Linked DNA regions of Homo sapiens: region 2 is linked to region 1. Evidence: read pairs that join two places in POLR2A ChIA-PET (ENCODE). Cell type or tissue: CD4-positive, alpha-beta T cell. All regions are shown on one strand. Each heading gives the region's core, and the rest is flanking DNA. Links, peaks and the distances in the headings are about the cores only.

Region 1 (6,215 bases), core at 2,050-4,549:
TAAATTAATAAACTGATACTGAAATTAATATGGAGGCCAGGTGTGGCAGCTCATGCCTTTAATCCCAACACTTCGGGAGGCCAAGGTGGGAGGCTCGCTCAAGGCCAGGAGTTTGAGACCAGCCTGGGCAACAAAGCAAGACCCCCATCTCTACGAAAATCAAATAAAATAAATAAGTTAAGTAAAATGTATATGGAAATGCAGGGACCCAGAACAGTCAAAATAATCTGGCAAAAGAAGAATAAAGTTGAAAGACTCACACTTCCAATTTCAACCTTGCTATAAAACTATGGAAATCAAGACTGTGGTATTGGAATAAGGATAGACATGTGGATCAATAGAATAGAATTAAGAATCCATAAATAAACCTATGAATAGTCTATTGATTTTCAACAAAGGTACCAATACAGTTCAGTGGGGAAAATTGTCTTTTTAACAAATAGTTCTATGATAACTGGATATTCACACGCAAAAGAACCAAGTTAGACCTCATCTCACACCATATATAAAAATTAACACAAAGTGCATCAATGACCTAATATAAAAGCTAAAACTATAAAACTCATAAAATATAGGAGTGGCCAGGCGCGGTGGCTCACGCCTGTAATCCCAGCACTTTGGGAGGCCGAGGCGGGTGGATCACAAGGTCAGGAGATCGAGACCATCCTGGCTAACGTGGTGAAACCCCATCTCTACTAAAAATACAAAAATTAGCTGGGCGTTGTGGCAGGCGCCTGTAGTACCAGCTACTTGGGAGGCTGAGACCGGAGACTGGCGTGAACCCGGGAGGCGGAGCTTGCAGTGAGCCGAGTTTGTGCCACTGCACTCCAGCCTGGGCGACAGAGGGAGACTCTGTCTCAAAAAAAAAAAAAAACATAGAAGTAACTCTTTGTGACCTTGGATCAGGTAATGGTTTCTTAGGTATGATACCAAAAGCACAAGCAACAAAATAAAAAATAAATTAGTCTTCATCAAAATTTAAAACTTTTATCTTTCAAAGAACAAAAAAGTGATGAAAACCAACAAAATACAAGAAAATATTTGCAAATTCTATATCTGGTAAGGAACTTGTATCCAGAATACATTGTAAACTCCTACGACTTAGCCAGGAACAGTGGCTCATGCCTGTAATACTAGCACTTTGGGAGGCTGAGGCAAGTGGATTGCTTGCATCCAGGAGTTAGAGACCAGCCTGGGCAACACGGCAAAATTTCATCTCTACAAAAAAATACAAAAATTAGGCGGGTGTGGTGGCATGCACCTGTAATTCCAGCTACTCATTAGGCTGAGGTGGGAGGATCACTTGAGCCTAGGAGTTTGAGGCTGCAGTGAGCCGTGATGGCACTACTGCACTCCAACCTGGGTGACAGAGTGACACCATCTCAAAAGAAAAAAAGAAAAGAAAGCTCCTACAACTAAACAGAAAGAAGACAACCTAGGGAGAGGTGGAGCAAGATGGAATAGAAAGCTCCACAGATCATCACCTCCCACAAGGACACCAATTTAACAACAATTAAACAATTTAAAAGCACCTTTCCTTTGCTTTAAAAGCAACTATTAACAATTTAAAAGCACCTTTGTAAGACCCAAAAATCAAGTGAATTCTCACAGTACCTGGTTTTAACTTCATATCTCTGAGAGAGGCACTGAAACCAGCAATTGTGAGGCATTGAATTCAGTGCTACCCTTGTTATAAGAGAAAGCAAAACCAGACCAAACTAAGCTGACACATGCCCACAGAGGAAACATTTAAACCCTAGACAGAGGGGAATCTCTGATCCCAGCAGTACGAACTTCAGTTCCCGCAAGCCTCATCACCTTGGACTAAAGTACTCTGGAGCCCCAGATACACTTGAAAGGCAGTCTAGGCCACAAGGATTGTAACACCTAGGCAATTCCTGGGATGAACTGGGCCCAGAAACAGTGGACTAGGGGAAGCACGTGACCTACTGAGACACCAGTTGGGGTGTCTAAGGGAGTGCTGGCATCACCCCCCACCCACCCCGGGTTGCATAGCTCATGGCTCCAAAAGTGACCCCTTCCTTTTGCTTCAGGAGAGGAGATGGAAGAGTTAGGAGGACTTTGTCTTTCATCTTGGATACCAGCTCAGCCACAGCAGGATAGGGCACTGGTGAGAGTCATGGGGCCCCCATTCCAGGCCCTAGCCCCTGGACATTTCTAGCCACACCTTGGCCCAGAAGAGAATCTGCAGCCTTGAAGGAAAAGACCCAGTCCTAGCAAGATTCATCACCTGCTAACTAAAGAGCCCTTAGGTCCTGAATACCAGCAGCAATACCCAGGTACTAGGTTGAGGGTCTTGGGTGAGACACTGAGTCTTGCTGGATTCAGGTGAGACTCAGCACTTTCCCAGCTCTGGTGGCTATGGGGCAAGACTCCTGCTTGAGACAGTGGAGCAAAAAGTAAAGGGAACTTTGTCTTGCAACTTAGATATCAGCTCAGCCACAGTGGGGTAGAGAACCAAGTATTCTCTTGGGGTTCCCTATTCCAGGACTTGGCTGTTGGATGGCATTTCTAGACCTGTGTAGAGGGTCCACTCCTCTGAAAGGTGAGTCCCAGGCCAGGCAGCATTCACCACGAGCTGACTCAGGTGGCCTTGAACCTTAAGGGAACATCAGTGGTAGTCTGGCAGTACTCCATGTGGGCCTGAGGTGACAGTGGTCATGGAGTGAGGCTCCTCTACCTCTGGAATGGAGAGGGAAGAGTGGGAAGGACTGTGTCTTATGGTGTGAGCGCCAGCTGAGTGACAGGAAAATAGAACACCAGGCAGACTTCTAAGGTTTTTGCCTCTAGTCTCTGACTCCAAGAAGGTACCTCTGGACCCACCCAATGCCTGGGGGAATTTGCTGCCCTGAAGGGAAGGACACAGGCCTGGCTGGCTTTGCCACCTGCTGATTGTAAAACCCCCAGGCTTTGAACTAACATAGGCAGTAGAAAGGGAGTGGTTACAGCAGGCCTCAGACAAGACCCAGTGCTGTGCTAGCTTCAGGTCTGACCCAGAGCAGTCCTAGGGTTGGTGGCCACAAGGGTGCTTGTGTCACTCCACTCCTAGCTCCAGGTGGCTCAGAACAAAGAGAGAGAGAGAGAGAGAGAGCACCCATTTGTTTGGGAAACAATAAGAGAAGAGAACAAGAGTCTCTGCCTGGAAACCCAGATAATTCTTCCAGATCTTGTCCGAGACTATCAAGGTGGTACTTCTATGAGTCTGGAAGAACCACCACATTACTGGGCTTGGGGTCTTCCCTAAAGCAGATACAGCTTAGATTATAACACTCAAGTCCTTTTGAATATCTGGAAAACCTTGCCAAAAAGGATAGGTACAAACAGGCCCAGACCATAAAGACTACAATAAATACCTACCTCTTCAATGCCCAGAAACAGACGAACTTCTACAACTATTAATACAATCTAGGAAAACATGACCTCACCAAATGAACCAAATAAGGCACTGGGGACCAATCCTGGAGAAACAGAGATATGTGACCTTTCAGACAGAGAATTCATAATAGCTGTTTTGAGCAAACTCAAAGAAATTCAAGATGACACAGAGAAGGAATTCAGAACTCTATCAGATAAATTTAACAAGAGATTGAAATAATTAAAAAGAATCAAGCAGAAATTCTGGAGTTGAAAAATGCAACTGGCATACTGAATAATGCATCAGAGTCTTTTAGTAGCAGAACTGATCAAGCAGAAAAAAGAGCTAGTGAACTTGAAGACAGGCTATTTGAAAATGTACAGTCAGAGGAGACAGAATAAAAAAGAATGAAACAAGCTATTTGAAAATGCAGTCAGAGGAGACAAAATAAAAAAGAATGAAAAAGAATGAAGCATGCCTACAGGATCTAGAAAATAGCCTCTAAAGAGCAAATCTAAGAGGTATTGGCCTTAAAGAGGAGATAGAAAGAGGAGAAGAAAGTCTATTCAAAATGATAATAACAGAGAATTTCCAACACCTAGAGAAAGATATCAATATCCAAGTACAAGAAGGTTATAGAGCACCAAACAGATATAACCCAAAGAAGACTATCTCAAGGCATTTAACAATCAAACTCCCAAAGGTCAAGGATAAAGAAAGGATGCCAAAAGCAGCAAAAGAAAAGAAAAAAATAACACACAATGGAGTTCCAACATGTCTGGCAGCAGATTTTTCAGTGGAAACTTTATAGACCAGGAGAGAGTGCAATGATGTATTTAAAATGCTGAAGGAAAAAACTTTTACCCTAGAATAGTATATCCAGCAAAATTATCCTTCAAACCTGAAAGGGAAATAAAAGACTTTCCCAGACAAACAAAAGCTGAGGGATTTCATCAACCCCAGAAATGTCCTACAAGAAATGCTAAAGGGAGGACTTCAATCAGAAATAAAAGGACATTAATGAGCAATAAGGAATCATCCGAAGGTACAAAACTCACTGGTAATAGTAAGTACACAGAAAAACACAGATTATTATAACACTGTAACTATGATGTGTAAGCTACTCTTAAGTAGAAAGACTAAACAATGAACCAATCAAAAATAATAATTACGACAACTTTTCAAGACATAGATAATACAATAAGATATAAACAGCAACAACGAAGTTTAAAAGTGGAGGGACAAATTTAAGGCATAGCATCTTTGTTAGTTTTCTTTTTGCTTGCTTGTTTGCTTATGCAAACAGTTTTAAGTTGTTATCCACTTAAAATAATGGGTTATAAGATAGTGTTTGCAAGCCTCAAGGTAACCTCAAACTAAAATCCATACAACATAAGCACAAAATATAAAAAGCAAGAAACTAAATCACATCACCAGAGAAAATTACCTTCACTAAAATGAAGACAGGTAGGAAAGAAAGGACAGAGAGGAAGGCCACAGAACAATCAGAAAACAACTGACAAAATGGCAGAAGTCCTCACTTATCAGTAGTAACACTGATTGTTGGCCAGGTGTGGTGGCTCACACCTGTAATCCCAGCATTTTGGGAGGCCAAGGCGGGTGGATCACCTGAGATCAGGAGTTCGAGACCAGCCTGGCTAACATGGTGAAAACCCATCTCTACTAAAAATAGAAAAAAAAGTAGCCAGCTGTGGTAGTGGGTGCCTGTAATCCCAGCTACTTAGGAGGCTGAGGCTGGAGAATCACTTGAACACAGGAGGTGGAGGTTGCAGTGAGCCAAGATCACACCATTGCATTCCAGCCTGGGTGACAAGAGCAAAACTCTGCCTCAAAAAAAAAACAAAATAGTAACCTTGATTGTAAATGAACTAAACTCTCCAATCAAAAGACATAGACTGGTTGAATGGATGAAAAACCAAGAGCCATTTATCTGTTGCCTGCAAGAAACACACTTCACATATAAAGACACACATAGACTGAAAATAAAGGGATGGAAAAAGATATTCCATGCCCATGGAAACCAAAACAAAAAAAAACCAGAAGGAGTAGCTATACTAATATCAGTCAAATTGATTTCAAGACAAAAACTATAAAAAGAGACAAAGAATGCCACAATATAATGATAAAGGGGTCAATTCAGCAAGAAGATATACCAATTTTAAATATATATGCACCCAACACTGGAGCACCCAGATATATAAGGCAAAAATTATTAAAGCTGAAGAGAGAGATAGACTTCAATACAATAATAGCTGGAGACTTCAACACCCCCACTTTCAGCATTGGACAGATCTTGCAGATAGAAAATTAATAAAGAAACATTGGACTTAATCTGCACTATACAAGAAATGGATCTAATAGATAGTTACAGAACATTTCATCCAATGGCTACAGAATACACATTCTTTTCCTCAGCACATGGATCATTCTCAAGGACAGGCCATATGTTAGGTCACAAAACAAGTCTTAAAACATTTAAAAAATTGAAATAACATCAACCATCTTCTCTGACCACAATAGAATAAAACTAGAAATCAATAACAAGAGAATTTTGAAAACTACACAAATACATGGAAATTAAACAATATGTCCTGAATGACCAGTGGGTTAATGAAGAAATTAAGAAGGAAATTGAAAATTTTCTTGAAACAAATGATAATGGAAACATAACATACCAAAACCTATGGGATACAGCAAAAGCAGTACTAAGAAGGAATTTTATAGCTGTAAGTGCCTACATCGAAAAAGAGGAAAAACCAAAAAAGTAATCTAACAATGCATCTTTTTTTCTTTTTTTTTTTTTTTGAGACGGAGTTTT
Region 2 (6,215 bases), core at 1,770-4,269, 170 kb after region 1:
GAAGAAGCTCAAGTCTAGAGTATCCATAAAGAGGAAATTACTACAGAGAATGCCTATCTGTCCTGGAAAACTCCAGACAGGGTCAAGATTATGAAATGACAGATAAACAGAGGAGTGGAAAAGAGACTCAAGGTTGGTGGATTAACTCTAAGTGAAGTGACTCAATCCACACCATCTCCATCAACTTGCAGCTGAATCCACATGTAGAATATTCTCCATTGAAACGTGGAGGCAGGCGTGGTGGCTCATGCCTGTAATCCCAGCACTTTAGGAAGACGAGGCAGGATGATCATTTGAGCCCAGGAGTTCGAGACCAGCCTGGACAACATCGCAAGACCCCGTCTCTTAAAAAAAAAAAAAATGGCCGGGCGCGGTGGCTCACGCCTGTAATCCCAGCACTTTGGGAGGCCGAGGTGGGCGGATCACGAGGTCGGAAGATCGAGACCATCCTGGCTAACACGGTGAAACCCTGTCTCTACTTAAAAAATAGAAAAAATTAGCCGGGCGTGGTGGCGAGTGCCTGTAGTCCCAGCTACTCTGGAGGCTGAGGCAGGAGAATGGCTTGAACCCGGGAGGCAGAGCTTGCAGCAAGCCGAGATCGTGCCACTGCACTCCAGCCTGGGGGACAGAGCGAGACTCCGTCTCGGAAAAAAAAAAAAAGAGAGAGAAAAATAATCCTACATTTTAACTGTTTCCAATTACGTCAAAAAGTTTTCCCGTTTTCCATAGGTTTCAAATACTTTAATTCACATTTGAGAGCAGGGACAATTTAGAAGTCAACTACTCCATTTATGAAGGTAGAAGGAAACATTAAAATTCTTACTTGCTGAGTTTGTCTAAATTCTTCCAACAGTTTTAGGGCCATATCATAATCTTTCAGCAAATGGTATGCAATAGCATATCCAATCCAGGAGGCACGCTGTGTGGGGCGCAACTGAAGAAGCTGGTATCTTGTCTCCTAAAAAAAAAGTTTTAACTTGCTAAATATTCTCTAAAACATTATTTCATCAGTTTTAAGAAAACAATCTAACCTTTAACACATTTCTAATGAACTATATCAACAAAGATCAGTTTCAGAATAAAATAGAAGTACTTTTTATGTTTCCTACCTAAAATACTAAAGTTCTACAATACCCTGTAATACTCACTGTGAGGCTGTCATTGAAACATCTTTGGGGCCCATGCCTTTGGACTGCCTTATTAAATTACATTTAAATAATGAGAATTTTTTTTTTTTGGTAACTAAATATTCTGTAAGAAGACTAAGATGGTTTTTTATTAAACTACATTTTGCTACTTATAAAACTATTATATGAATTACATGTATTTACAGTGTAAATACATTGTAATAATTGGCCAGACACAGGACAGACACAGCCAGGCGAAACACCCAAACATCTAATTATCCCTTATTTTTACTGTTGCTTCTCTGTCATTCCCAAATCCTTTATTAAAGTCTAGGTCAGTATTATTTTCTCTGCCAACTCTTGGCGTTACCCTGGGCAAATGCAACACTAACGTGTATCACCCATCCCACAACCTATCCTCTAAATCCCAAGATTTTCTAATCTTTAATGATTTTCTCCTCCACCCCATTCAGAGGCCCACTCCCACAGCCACACCCTAGAAGTTACTGCCACCCAGAAATCATAAATTTAGGTATCTCACTCTCTACCCACAGCTCCCATGCTGCCAACACTATCATTTGATGACACTCCTACCCTTGTTCTTTGACCACCAGTGTCTGTACTTCCTGGGTCCTTCACACTTTCACCACCAGCTCTCCTTTTTTTCTTTAGAGACAGAGTCTCCCTATGTTGCCCAGGCTGGACTAAACTCCTGGGCTCAAGCAATCCTTCTACATCAGCCTCTCAAGTAGCCAGGACTAAGACACGTAATACCAAGCCTAGCTCTCTTTTAACTTAATTTACTTCACAATCCACTTTAGCAGCCATTGTTTTGCCAATATTCTTAATTTCTATGCCTCATTCCTAAAGATAACTGATTTTAACTCCAACCACATCTAAGCTGCTAAACACAGCTGAAGAAAAAAATACACGCTTTGAAGAGTGGTGCCATTATTATTATAGTAAGTTCAGCAGAGCCCTTAAAGTGGCTGCAAAAATCTAGGCATGGGGTATGAGGGCTTATATGGCAGTAGAGGGCAAAAGTAAGAAGTATATAAATAATGTATTTAAAGAAAACTGTTAGAACCTAGTGGCCTCCTTCTCATAAGTAAGTAAGAGAATTCCATGTTGGACATACTGATTCTAGGATACGAAGTGGACTAAGCACATGGAGATGTCCAGGAGAGAGTTGAAGATGCAAATCTGAAGAGGTCTCAACTACAGAAAGACTGATTTATGGCAACCCTTCTCACGTTTTTAAAATATTTACTAACCAATAATTTTTAAAAGCTACTTTTATGTTTAGGTTTCCATTATAAAAGCCTTATTAGTTTATCAAATTTGTAAATATCAAACCCACAAATAATCTAGTACAGCAGCTGCACATAGATATTCCAGTTAAACAGTTATGGCCAGGCGTAGTGGCTCATGCCTGTAATCCCAGAACTTTGGGAGGGTGAGGTGGGAAGATCACTGGAGCCTAGGAGTTCAAGACTAGCCTTGGTAACATAGCAAGACCTTGTCTCTAATTTTTAAATAATTAATGAATTAAGAATGTTTTAAAAACCAGTTTTTTTTGTTTTGTTTTTTGAGAAAAAGTCTTGCTCTCTTGCCCAGGCTGGAGTGCAGTAGCATAATCATGGCTCACTGCAGCCTCAACTCTTAGGTTCAAGGGATCCTCCTGCCTCAACATCCTGGATAGCTGGGACTGCAGGTGTAAACTACCATACCGGGCTAATTTTCTTATTTGTAGAGACGGAGTCTGGCCTATGTTGCCCAGGCTGGTTTCTAACTCCCAGCCTCAAGCGATCCTCCCATCTCAACCTCCCAAACTGCTGGGATTACAGGCGTGGGCCACCACACCCCACCAGTTATTCTTTTTGAATACTCAAGTACAAAGTGCCACAACTATGACTGAGAAGGAAGGTCCCAAGCGACATACACCTTCTAATGAACAATCAAATCTACTTGATTTTGGCTTATGCTCACCTCATTCTGAAATGACACGCTCTTAAATTTTGTCTACTGTAAAATCATGTACATTTAAGAATGAAGTACTTACTCGGTAACCTTCAAGGTCTCTCATTTGGATCTGCAACAGTGAGAGATCCCTCAAAATTTGCAGGTTATCTTTATCTAATTTGAGGGCATTTCGGTAACATTTTATAGCTTCATCATATTTTTTATCAGAACGCTGCAAGAGTCCATATACATGCCAACCTATTAAGTTAAGGAAACAAAGACATACACAGACACTAGAATATTCTATGATACATATCTAATATAAAAGTTACATTAAGGAAATGGTATTTTGCCTGGGATTTGTTCAGAATGATCTGGAGTCTGGGGGAGGGGAATGGTGAGGGGAAGTTAAAGACGAAACCAGAGCAGGCTGGGTTGATAATTGTCAAATTGCTGAACCTGGGTAATGGCCACATGGGAAAGGGGTCATTATTCTGTTCTCTCTACTTGTGTACATGTTTGAAATTTTCTGTAATATTTTAAGTAACCTTAAAGAATTCTTAGCAAAAATTCTTCACATTTTCTACCCTCTATCCCATCACTTTCCTACCCCAGCAACTTCAACATTCACCTATTCTTCATCATGATGTCTTGAAACAGAATATATACAAAAACTGCAACTACTTTTTGAAACAAATTTAGTCAACCAATTCTAAAGTAATGTGTAACTATCACCTACTTCCCTAGTTATATTAAAGGCCACAAAAAATAAGTTGTATTTCTTATAAATTAAAGTATTAGCATATCTTGGAGCCAAAAGCCCCACAAAACTATCATACTTACATGCCCTTCTCTTCACTCTGGGGTAAGCACTGGGATAAAGAAATAAGTATTTAGTAATTTGAGAAAACTCTAAGCTAAATATGTGAAAACACTACTAAGATTATTCGTGTTCAATACCAGTACGTGGCTAAGTGAATTACATGTTAACAAACTAAAATGCAAGGGCAATATGTGAAAAAAAATGCAGATAAACATACAGATAAGCAAAAAAAAAAAAATGAAAATCAATTTCAATGCTCCACCCTTTAAAAAAAAATTTTTTTTTGGCCAGGCATGGTGGCTCACACCTGTAATCCCAGCACTTTGGGAGGCCGAGGAGGGTGGATCACCTGAGGTCAGGAGTTCGAGATCAGCCTGACCAACATGGCGAAACTCCATCTCTACTGAAAGTACAAAAAGTAGCCAGGCATGGTGGCACACACCTGTAGTCCCAGCTACCTGGGAGGCTGAGGTGGGAGAATCGCTTAAACCCAAGAGGTGGAGGTTGCAGTAAGCCTAGATCATGCCACTGCACTCTAGCCTGGGTGACAGAGTGAGACTCCCTCCCCCCAAAAAACAAAAAAAAATTTTTTTTTACACACTGGGATATTACCCAAAGAAAAACACAATTATAAAGATCAAATTAAGTAACAGCTATGTCTCTGTGTTAACAGAAACCAAGCTCAAGAACCAATATCATACTTATATATTAAGTAAAATCTGTTTTAAAATAAGTTTAAGTTTTTCTTCTCAAATGTCTAAAAGAAAGTTTAAGACACACAAATTTTAACATATGATTAACTAAAAGTCAGTATTTGGAATAACAGGAAAGTATTACCCAGTTAATTATGTTTAAGAAAAAAATGGGTTTCAAGTCACAATTACCAAAGTAACTTTTCTCCAACACTAAGCACAACAGAAGTAAGCACATTTTATAGAGATTTCCTTTAAAATATTCCAATAAATAAACACGGGGTAGGGAACAAATGAAACTAATATAGGAGGAGGGGCACAAGCAAAAAAGAAACTAGTATTACAAAATGTTGATAATGATTATAGTTGAGTAATGGATACACAGAGTTCATTAAATTCTCTCTTCTACGTAGGTTTGGAATTTTCATAGTACAAATTTAATTTGAATTAGGAAAAAACTAGCTAAAACATAAACTATTTAACTACTGCAAAAGGATACAGACATGACTCTTGACATCATTACGAAGTCCTTTACGAACAAACTCATAAGCTTCTTCTTTTTTTCCTAAACAGTTCAGTGTTAATCCTTTCATAGCCAAAGTCTCTGAAAAATAATTTTTAAACTCTATTTACAAATGACACAAAATTATTCTCTTATTCTCTTAATAGTACTTTAATAGTTGAGATCTGAAGGATTACTATGGCTCCAATTCATCTTTTTAATCTCACAGTTTGAACTTCTCTCCAAGTAGAAAAAGTAAAACTACATTTAAATATTTACTTAAAGCTTAGCAGCCCAAGTCCTTTTCTGAAATTCCTTAGTTTCAGAGTTGCTAAAATGGTTTCTGCCCTTCACAAGACTCTGTAAAAGTGGTTGATATTATTCTGCTGAAAAAATTAACAAAGCAGGCCAGGTGCAATGGCTCACGCCTGTAATCCCAGCACTCAGGGAGGCTGAGGCGGGTGGATCATCTGAGGTCAAGAGTTCGAGACCAGCCTGGCCAACACAGCAAAACCCCGTCTCTACTAAACAAAAATTAGCTAGGCATGGTGGCATGTGCCTGTAATCCCAGCTACTTGGAAGGCTGAGGCAGGAGCACTGCTTGAACCCAGGAGGCAGAGGTTGCAGTGAGCCAAGATTGTGCCACTGTACTCCAGCCTGGGCAACAAGAGCGAGACTCTGTCTTAAAAAAAAAAAAAAAAATTACAAAGCAGACATGAGTCTTAATGGAATTAAATCTACCATAGCAGTTCCACAGCTCTTACCTAAGGTCAATTCTAATCAATCATCAATCTGATTTACAACCACACAAAAACACTCAATCTACCTTAATAAAGACAAATACATAATTTAAAAATCACTAATCACTTTATTCAATATTGGAACAGACTTCATTTTTGATAGCAAGTTTATTCCAACAAATTATACTTAGGCTAATTAACATCAGTTCACATTTCAACAGCACAACACTGGATGATGGTAGTGGCAACAAAAAACATGTAAGGAAGTTAATAAAAGATGGTTTAGGATGAAATAATTCTCTGAATTATCCACAAGAAGGGAATTACACAAGAAGAATGATTTTCAAACTCTATGGTATTCAGAACATG

Evidence for each region. Peaks named below come from ENCODE experiments on the same cell type or tissue, not always from the same donor. Only the 100,000 strongest peaks of a DNase experiment are listed, where the experiment ranks them.
Region 2: POLR2A ChIA-PET joins it to region 1 with 6 read pairs; 4 of 35 experiments call an interaction of 5 or more read pairs at or near these places.

What each region holds. Positions count from the first base shown.
Region 1 is chr13:41,483,841-41,490,055 of GRCh38, reverse strand. No RefSeq gene overlaps it. Among named protein-coding and RNA genes, the nearest start is that of RGCC, 29 kb to the right of the region's middle. In CD4-positive, alpha-beta T cell, for the core only: no CTCF peak of the experiment used is centred there; no DNase peak of the experiment used is centred there; H3K27ac peaks cover 247 bases.
Region 2 is chr13:41,317,799-41,324,013 of GRCh38, reverse strand. NAA16 (N-alpha-acetyltransferase 16, NatA auxiliary subunit) reads right to left here. Exons shown (of 20, transcript NM_024561.5): 3 at 5,104-5,208; 4 at 3,190-3,347; 5 at 824-958. Among named protein-coding and RNA genes, the nearest start is that of NAA16, 9.6 kb to the right of the region's middle. In CD4-positive, alpha-beta T cell, for the core only: no CTCF peak of the experiment used is centred there; no DNase peak of the experiment used is centred there.